Regions from separate parts of the Homo sapiens genome. Here region 1 is linked to region 2. The links are chromatin loops, found by intact Hi-C in ENCODE. Cell type or tissue: heart right ventricle. All regions are shown on one strand. Region 1 overlaps LOC107986023 (a long non-coding RNA gene). Region 2 overlaps LOC107986023 (a long non-coding RNA gene).

What was found. Hi-C counts contacts between places; a loop is a spot of excess contacts. Peaks named below come from ENCODE experiments on the same cell type or tissue, not always from the same donor. Only the 100,000 strongest peaks of a DNase experiment are listed, where the experiment ranks them.
Region 1: it touches region 2 in a loop (4-fold over the local background); 4 of 110 quality-filtered maps call a loop at or near these places.

Annotation. Positions count from the first base shown.
Region 1 is chr3:130,834,648-130,839,647 of GRCh38, forward strand. All of the region lies in intron 2 of LOC107986023 (a long non-coding RNA gene), which reads right to left. LOC105374107 (a long non-coding RNA gene) reads left to right here. Exons shown (of 5, transcript XR_001740494.2): 5 at 1,696-1,925. Among named protein-coding and RNA genes, the nearest start is that of ATP2C1, 57 kb to the right of the region's middle. RefSeq lists enhancers at 4,178-4,943, 4,944-5,000. In heart right ventricle, no CTCF peak of the experiment used is centred here; no DNase peak of the experiment used is centred here; H3K27ac peaks cover 2,463 bases.
Region 2 is chr3:130,757,823-130,762,822 of GRCh38, forward strand. All of the region lies in intron 2 of LOC107986023 (a long non-coding RNA gene), which reads right to left. Among named protein-coding and RNA genes, the nearest start is that of PIK3R4, 13 kb to the left of the region's middle. In heart right ventricle, CTCF peaks have their summits at 2,091 (motif pointing right) and 2,294; a DNase peak (open chromatin) is centred at 2,100; H3K27ac peaks cover 769 bases.

The sequences.
Region 1 (5,000 bases), 77 kb after region 2:
GTGGAATCACCAGGAGTCTTGAGGACAAAGCCAGAATCAGATGACCTGGAATCTGACCAAACTGACTCACACAGGCAAAAATCAGAATCTATGTCCTTGGCATACATCAAAGCTGCTCAGCAAGAATTGAAATGAAAAGAAGTGCAGAGGACCAAGCTGGGCACAAATGCAAGACAAATGCAAGATAGGATTATATCATCTAGGAAGTCTCAGTTTTAAGCAACAGAAACTGACTGGCTGATTTTTAATAGAAAAATGAATCAATTGAGAGGATACTGGAAATATAAGGAAACTTTTGGAGTTGAATGATACTTTTATTATCTTGAATGATACTTTTATTATCTTGCTTGTGGTGGTGGTTTTACAGATGTAAATATAATGTATGTCACAATTTATCAAATTGGATAATTTAATATAGAATGTATTGTATGTCCATTATATCCCAATAAAACTGCTTTTAAAAAAGATATTGGAACCATATGTTACACTGATGCTGGGAGTGTAAACTGGCACAGTCACTTTGGAAAACTCTTTGGCAGTATATATAAAAGCTGAGCAAATGCTATATTCTATAATCTACCATTTTCACTTCTAGTTAACCACCCAATAGAAATGCATACAAATCTTTAACAAAAATGTGTACAACAATGTTCACAGCAGCACTATTCATATTAATAAAAATGTAAACTGCCTAGATGCTCATCAGCAGTATAATGATATGTATAAAGGGTTAACCCTGTAGGCCTGGGCTACTCAAACCCTGTATATTCCCAAGTTCTTCAGCAATGGCCCTTAGCCTGATTCCTGGGAAAAGGTGTCTGAGCCCTTGGACTATCGTGCCCGAAAAGAGTATCTTTTTATGCCTAATGGCTTGGGCTATGCCAGCTAGTTAGCACTAACAAAATGCCTATTTTTGTATGCCTGAGGCTTTAGGCCTCACTGTATCCATTTGACCCTATGGGGGCTGGAGACTGAGTAGTTCAGTCTCCAATAAATATCCTGGATGCCAAGGCTTAAGTAGCTTCCCTAGTTGGCAACACTTTGCATGTGTTGCCACATACCATTGCTGAAAAAATTGAGCGCTATCTGCGTGACTCAACCAGGAGATGATAGCTAGAAACTTGTGCCTGGTTTCTCCTGGACTCAACCCTGTGCACCTATTCCCTTTGCTGATTTTAATCTGCATCCTTTTATTGAAATAAATCTTAAGCATGAGTATAACAGCTTTTCTGAGTTCTGTGAGTCTTCCCAACAAATCATTGAGCCTGAGGGTGGTCTTGAGAACCCCCAACACAAATGCATAAATATTATAGTATATTTATAGAATGGAATACTTTGCTATACTAGTAAGAGTGAATGAGATACAACTAAACCAAACAACATGGATAAATTTCACAATCATAATGTTGGACATACACAACAAATGTGGTATGATACTATTTGTATAAAGAAAAACAAGACAAGTAGAATTAATCTATGATGCTAGGAGTCAGGATTTTGGTTATCCTTGGATGGCAGATGGTAGTGACTAGAGGGGGAATGAGGAAGCTTTTAGGATGTTGGTAATATTCTGTTTCTTTATCTGAGCACTGGTTATAAAAATGCACTGTCTGTAAAAATTCATTTTGTAAAAAAAAATTTATGTGCGTGTTTTTCTGTATATATGCTATACTTTAACAATGCAAAATGTTAAAGGATACTGGATGGCATGCAGAATCTTTGGAAGAACAACCAGATTGCCAGGCAACACAGCTAGAAAAGTGCCCCAAATCTCACCACAGAACAGATTTAATGAAAATCGCACTTCTGCACTGCTGGGCCATTATTACTATGACCACCGAGAATGCTGCCTCTAAAGAGTGGATGGACCTGCTCTCACTGCCCTGCTGCTTCCTGTCCCTAGAATAAACTCAGTGTGGTCTCTGCTTCTTCTCTGACTTGCTTCTTTGCAGTTTCTATGATGGCAGACAAGCTCTGCCTGATTAGAAGAAATTATAGATGCTGGGTAGTCAAAAGAATGAGACGGCTGGGCGCGGTGGCTCACGCCTGTAATCCCAGCACTTTGGGAGGCTGCGGTGGGTGGATCATGAGGTCAGGAGATCGAGACCATCCTGGCTAACACAGTGAAACCCCGTCTCTACTAAAAATACAAAAAATTAGCCGGGTGTGGTGGCGGGCACCTGTAGTCCCAGCTACTCGGGAGGCTGAGGCAGAAGAATGGTGTGAACCTGGGAGGCGGAGCTTGCGGTGAGCCGAGATTGCGGCACTGCACTCCAGCCTGGGTGACAAAGCCAGACTGTCTCAAAAAAAATAAAAAACAAAAAAGAATGAGAAAAGTCCACTAAAGTTTATTGTATCTGGAGATCTAAATTTGATTTTTAAAGTATTTATTGAGCCCCAATTATATGTTGGGCAACAAGTTAGAGGCCTTTACATATATAAAAACTCTTGATCCTGAGAACTGCTCTGTGACAGAGCATAGACCCCAGAGAGACCTTAGAAATATACTCAAGGTCCCCTTGAGCATTTAGCTGGGTAGTGGTCTGTGTATATATGATCTGCAAACTACCTAAGGCTGGGGAAGAAACATCCAAAAGAAGTAGAGAACAACAGTACCTAGTTAACATGATGTCAGGAATAGTACCTGTTCTTAAGCCAGTTGGGGAAAAACTCAAAATTCCCGATGCATTGGGTAGAAAACTCAGGAAGGTTTTATTTTACTAAGAGGAAATAATTAGCTCTGACTGAATACAGCTAAGAAATCATAAATCATAGATGTGTACACCTAACAAATCATACAAGTCATACCCAAAAAGATCAAACTATATCTAAGTAACTTAACCAACATTTCAGAATAAAACTTAAGAATATTTATAACAACACAAAAATATTCCACACTCAAAAGGTAAAATTTATAATGTCTGACATTCAAACAAAAATTACAAAGAAGCAGAAAAATATGACCCATAATGAGGAAAATAGTCAATTGAAACTAACCCAGAACCAACACAGATGTTAGAATCAGAAGATGAGGACATTACAATAGTTATTATAACTGTATTTCATATGTTCAAAATGTTAAATAGAAATACGAAAATATAAGAAAAGACTCGAGTAAAAACTAAAATGACTGAGATGAAAAGTACACTGGATAAAATTAATAGCAGATTAGACATAGTACATGAATTGAAGACATGAACAATAGAAGGCATACAAAGTGAAACATGGGGAAAAAGAATACAGAAATTGCCGGGCTTGGTGGCTCACACCTGTAATCCCAGCACTTTGGGAGGCTGAGGCAGTTGGATCACTTGAGGTCAGGAGATCAAGACCAGCCTGGCCAACACGGCAAAACCCCCATCTCTGTTAAAAATACAAAAACTAGCCGGGAGTGGTGGTACATATCTGTAATCCCAGCTACTCAGGAGGCTGAGGCAGGAGAATCACTTGAACCTGGAAGGCAGAGGTTGCAGTGAGCCGAGATCATGCCACTGCACTCCAGCCTGGGTGACAGAGAGTGGCTCTATCTCAAAAAAAAAAAAAAAAAAAAAAAAAAAAAGAAAGAAAAAAACTAATGAGCTGTGGGACAACTTTAAGTGGCCTAAGACACATGTTATTGAGGACTCCTAAAGAGGGAGCAGAAGAAATGTTTGAGTAAATAATGGCCAAAATTTTTTTTACTTGATTAAAACAATAAACCCACAGATTTATTGTTTTTAATAAACAAGAAATGAATGTATTGTTCAATGAAAACAAGCACAAGAAGCATAACATAGAAGACACCAAGACACATAATCAAACTGCTCAAAACCAATAATGAAGAGCAAAATCTTAAATGATTTGGAGTATTTCAGAGTTACTGGACAGATCTGGAACAGTGTTCCGGAAATTATAAATGTGTATTATCTTTTTATATCTTTTTTAGAACCACACACACTCTAGAAATATTAGGTTACATTAGAAACAGCTGGAAAGCAAAGAGACAAGTTAGGAGGGTTTTAAGGAGTACCATAGAAGTTTAGTGAACCTGAACTGGGATTGTGAAGTAACAATGGAATGTAGGAAACATTTAAGAATTAAAACTGACAGCAATTGAAGACTGTATGAGAAGGTGAAAAATAGCACTTGCTAGGAACTGACCAATAATATCAAAATTCATTGATCTAAGAGAGAAGATAATGATTTAATTTTGTACATGCTGAATTTGAGGTACATATAGATTCTTATATTGGGAAAGATATCTGGTATTCAGATACAGGTTTGGGAGTCATTAACACATAAACGGAATGTTCCCAAGTCCTTAAGCCTTCTTATGACATCTTTACCTGTAATATATCCAAATAAAATGGCCTGAATTTCAATTCTATGCATGTAAATGCAAGAAATCTGGGCCTACTAAGTATTCCTAGTGCAAAATGGGGAAGTCTAAGACCCAAACCTCTGAGGAAGGAGGCACTGGCCAGCTAGCACTCCTGTGTCTGAACTCAGAGGAGAGGAGGAGACTCCTGGGGGCTGGAACCCAGATCTTTGAGGAGAGAAGACTGGTTGGGAGTGGTAGAAAAACTGCAAGCTGGATTCAGCTTCTCCTAAAAAAGTGAACTACTGCTGCTGAAGTCCAGTCCCTGAGGTGAAAAAAGTGTTGCTTGAGTGATTGTCAAGAACAGGAAGCAAAACTAAAAAAGGAATAAGTCCCCTCTTATTCCTTCACTTTCTGTTTCTTTCCATTGGCAAAGGCTAATGGGGAACAGCTGGCAAAGCAGAAAAAAAGTGTGTAGAATCCCAGCGTTGCTAAGTAGAGAACAGAATTTTGAGTCTGGAGTTGAGAAACAATAACTTAATAATTGGCATACTCCTCTTAGTGGGACACTGTCTTTTTCTGGCTCTGATAAGGAATTATGCTTCCAAGGAATGGTTGTCTTAAGTATAGCTTGATGGTCACATGGAGCTGGCTGTGCTTTCAGAAGGAAAGGTAGAGCATGAATTCTGTCATAAGTGACCCC
Region 2 (5,000 bases):
CTTAGGGGCCAGGGATGGTGCTAAACATTCTACAATTCATAGAAAAGCAACACACACACACCCACACCCACACACACCCACACCCACACACACCCACACCCACACACACCCACACCCACACCCACACACACCCACACCCACACACACACGCACACACCCACACACACACACACACACACACATACAGAGAGAGAATTATCGGTAACAGAGGCTGAGAAATCCTGTCTTATAATTTTAAGACTCTACAAGTATTTAGAATACTTAAACTGTAGGGGGAGGAACCAGAATTATCGGTAACATAATAGAGGTTGAGAAATCCTGCCTTATAATATTAACACTCTACAAGTATTTAGAATAATTAAACCGTAAGGGGAGGAACCTATAGAAAACATCAACTTCCTACAAGTCTTCTAACTATAAGATTTTATTTGCAATGTGGTATTTATATATGGCATGGTCTACAAATAGCAAAGATCATTTCCTAGGCAAATTTTCATTTCGTATATAATATGCTGAATGTCAATTCTCGGTGAACAAAAGAGTTTATCAATATACATAATCCATGATTTTTACCTATCCTACATTTCCACACTTTGAAGGCATTTTGCCATCGTCTTTTTTTACCCTTGTGTGGGTAACTTATTTGTGTACTACTTGGAAGAGTATTTGTCTTAAAAATTGCTTTATGTTAGTTTTGACCATCCTCTTACCTGTCCTGAAACCTAAGCTCAAAGAAAATAAACAATTTTAATGTAGAGCACAGAGATATCAATATAATTTCCTTAGGAAGTCTTGGATGATTCTCTCTTTTATTAAATGTTATACATGCTATATAACCCTGTCTTTGCTGCTTCTCCTTTTTCATATTGGTCATTCACTAAGCACAAGAAGACATCTAATTTTGAAGAGCTGGCTTTCTAGTAAAGATGAAGCTGAAGGGTTTTCCCCTCCCCTCCACAGCATGTTCCACTGGGTGCACACAAAGCAATTACAACTCATGTCAGCCCTTTTCCATGTGATAGCATCAGCAATTTTGCCCAGGGCTTCTTTTCTGATGAACAGTAGCAGAAATAATGGCCTAATTCACTAAAAACAAAGCAAAACAAAAAACATTATCCCTGTTGCTTTCTCTAAAACAATGCGATATTAACCAAAGTCCTTCCTAATTAAAACAAAGCTATCCAATTATGCATTTTAATACTGTGAGGATTTTTAACAATATCAAAGTGAAAAAGATTCATTAGAAACATATTAAAAACTAGGCCATGCGTGGGTGGCTCACGCCTGTAATTCCAGCACTTTGGGAGGCTGAGGTGGGCGGATCACTTGAGGCCAGGAGTTTGACACCAGCCAGAGCAACATGGTGAAACCCCATCTCTACTATAAAAAAATACAAAGTTAGCCAGGCGTGGTGGCCCCCACCTGTAGTCCCAACTACTTGGGAGCTGAGGCAGGCGAATCCTTTGAACCTGGGAGGCAGAGGTTGCAGTGAGCCAAGATCACACCACGGTACTCCAGCCTGGGCAACAGAGTGAGACTGTGTCTCAAAAAAAAAAAAAAAAAAGAAAGAAAAAAGAAACAAAGAAAAGAAAAAGAAACATATTTAAAAATGAGGAATTAACCTGAGCTCAGACAGAAACAAATTCTGGTCTATTTGAATTTCTTGTGTTTTAAATATATTTCCAAGTTATTTATGGATCCCAGGAGAGTCTACTTTGTCTTTCAGTGCTGGTACTATCACAATTTGACATATCCTCAAGCCTTTAAATGTAATTTTAGGAGAGATGCTTTAAATATCCTGTTAACTTCAGGAAATAGTGGCGCCATGTTTATTTCAACGCGAGGAACAATGAATTCTTTCTTGAAGTACATTTCTGAATTTCTCTGGGGTTCAATTTATTTTCCACATACCCGCCAAAATAGGAATAATCATATCTCTCTACATTAAAGAATACAAGATAAAAGACCTTGTAACATTTTATCATGTTTAAAATAAAGCAGTAACAATAAATAGTTATGCAACAAGAAAACAACTTTTTATCCTAGGGGCAGAAAGAGGGCAAAAAGTTTCTGAAGAATAGAATTCCACTAGAGGGCAGTGCACCCCAGTGGAGGCTCAGAGCAAATGTGCACAGGACGTCTGATTAAGAAGTTATGTGGCAAACACGGAAAGTGTTTGTGATATAATATTACTATAAATAAAACAGCTACAGGAATTTTTTTACATGACTTCAGATGCTCCTTGAAAATCACATATGTTTGTGGTCAAATATCGTGCAGTATTTGAGAACATGATCTTAGACCTGGGGTCATTCCTCTGTGCACCACTGTCCTTGGATGAGTTGTTTAAAATCTCTTGAGTCTCAGTTTCTTTATCTGTAAAGCCAGAGGCAATTACAGATACCACATAGGACTGTTGTGAGCATTAACAGGGATCATATATATATAAAAGTCCAGCATGGAACCAGGCATATAATATTGCTCAGCAAAAAAAATCACAGGATGATGATGACAAAAAATACTAAAAAGGAAAATAAAATAATTTTAATTATTGGAGTAGGTTGTTTAGAGATTTATTGCATAGTATATCTTATTTACATTTACAATGGAGAGCTTGTGATGGAATATATATTTTTATTGACTGTAAATGAAATTATTCTCATCGATGAGAGAATAATTCTATTATTCTCTTCAGCATTTTAAACTCCAGAGAGAAAAATTTTCATGTAGCTACAAAATGTTATTTTTCTCATTTTAATGTCTAGAATATCATTATCACATTTTTGCTATTTCTTTTCATTTCCTAAATGAATAAACTGTCAACACCCAAAGGAAAAAAAATGGAATATACAAATAAGTTATCTCTGAATCCTTTTAAATATTATTCCTCACAAGTTATGTAGCCTTGGGATAGTATAGTATATTTCTCTTAGAACTCTCAGTGTAAGAAAATTTCATCTGATGAAAAATAGAAATATGTCAAATATGACAATTACTCTTTACAAAATGATTGTTTAAATATGAGTTCCTGTAATCATTTAGGAATTTCTTTACAAAATAACTACATGTTACAGAGGCAACAGGGCATTGTAACTTAAGGCTAAAATACTCCATCACTGACAATGAAAGGTCATTCAGAAATAAAGATTGAATGTCTCTGAAATTATAGTATGAATCAAAGTGGAAATATTTAATTTATAAAATTTTGATTTATACATGTCCCCTCTGTTCTTAGCCTTTTAAAAGTAGCTGACTCACCCACCTATCATGTGAAAAAGATCAACTAAAAGCCAGCCCCAGGCAATAACTGTCATCACAGGCATTTGTCAAGATTACACCTACTATTCCTACATCATGGCTGCATCAGTGTTACCCAGATGACCGATATCACCATCATCACCAACATCTCCACTATAACTACTACTTCCTCTGACTATATAAACTTATTGTTCACTTTTTTCATCTCCCTATTTATTTGACCTCACCTGGCCAGTTAAGAGAGGAAATTGGTTAGGAATTTCCTGTACCTACTTGAATTCTAACCTCAGATGTAAATGACAACACATTCTTATGAAACTAAGGGTGGCAGTTACCCAAATCCGTGTCTAAACCAAGGATAGATTCTTGGAACATCAGGCTTTTGATAACCACTAGGAAATATCATCAGACCAGGAAGCTGAGGAGCTGTCCCCCTAACCCACCTGCCCATCACAAATGAGCTCTAATGGAAGATGGCTGAATAGAAGGCTCCACACTGATTGTCCCCCACAACAGGAACACCAAACTTAACAACTATCTACACCCAAAAAGCACCTTCCTAAGAACCAAAAATCAGGCGAGCACTCACGGTACCACGTTTGAACTTCATATCACTGAAAGAGGCATTGAAGAGGGTAGTAAAGACAGTCTTGAATCGCCGATGCCACTCCTCCCCCATCCCCCTGGCAGTGGCTGCATGGTACAGAGAAAGAATCTGTGCACTTGCAAGAGAGAAAGAGCAGCGACTGTGAGACTTTGCATTCAACCCAGTGCTGTCCTATCACAGCAGAAAGCAAAACCCAGCTGAAGTCAGCCAGTGTGTGCTGAAGGAGGGAGCATCTAGATGAGCCCTAGCCAGAGGGAAATTACCCATTCCCGTGGTCAGAACTTGAGTTTCAGCAAGCCTCATCACCACGGGCTAAAGTGCTCTGGGGCCCTAATAAACTTGAAAGACAGTCTAGGCCACAAGGACTGCAACCCTTAGGAGAGTAATAGTGCTGAGCTGGTTTCGTAACCAGTGGACTTGAGGGGTACACCACCTACTAAGAAGCCAGCCGAAGTGGCTAAGAGAGTGCTTGTGCTATTCCTCCCATAAACTCAGGCAGCACTGCTCACGTTCCAAAAGAGACTCCTTCCTTCTGCTTGAGGAGAAAAGAGGGGAGAGTAAAGAGGACTTTGTCGTGCATATTGGGCCAGCTCAGCCACAGTAGGATAGGGCACTGGTAAGAGTCATAAGGCCCCCATTCCAGGCCCTAGCTCCCAGACAACATGTTGAGACACACCCTGGGCAAGAAGGGAACCCACTGCCTTGAAGGGAAGGGCCCAGTCCTGGCAGGATCCATCACCTTCTAGCTAAGCAGCCCTTCAGCCCTAAATAACCAACAGTGATACCCAGGTAGTATACCAGGGGCCTTGAGTAAGACTCTGAGATGAGCTGGATTCAGGTGAGACCCAGCACATTCCCAACTGTAGTGGCTACGGTGAGAGACTCTTCCTGCTTGAGAAAAACAGAAAGAAAACTAAAGGGGGCTTAGTTTTGCACATTAGGTACCAGCTCGGCCACAGTCAGGTAGAGTACCAAGTAGTCTCTTGGGGTTCCCAATTATAGGCCTTGGCTCTTGGATGGCATTTCTGGACCCACCCTGGACCACTGGAGAGCACATTTCCCTTAAGGGTGAGTCCTAGGCCTGGCAGCATTTACCACAAACTGACTGAATAGTGCTTGGACCATAAGTGAACAT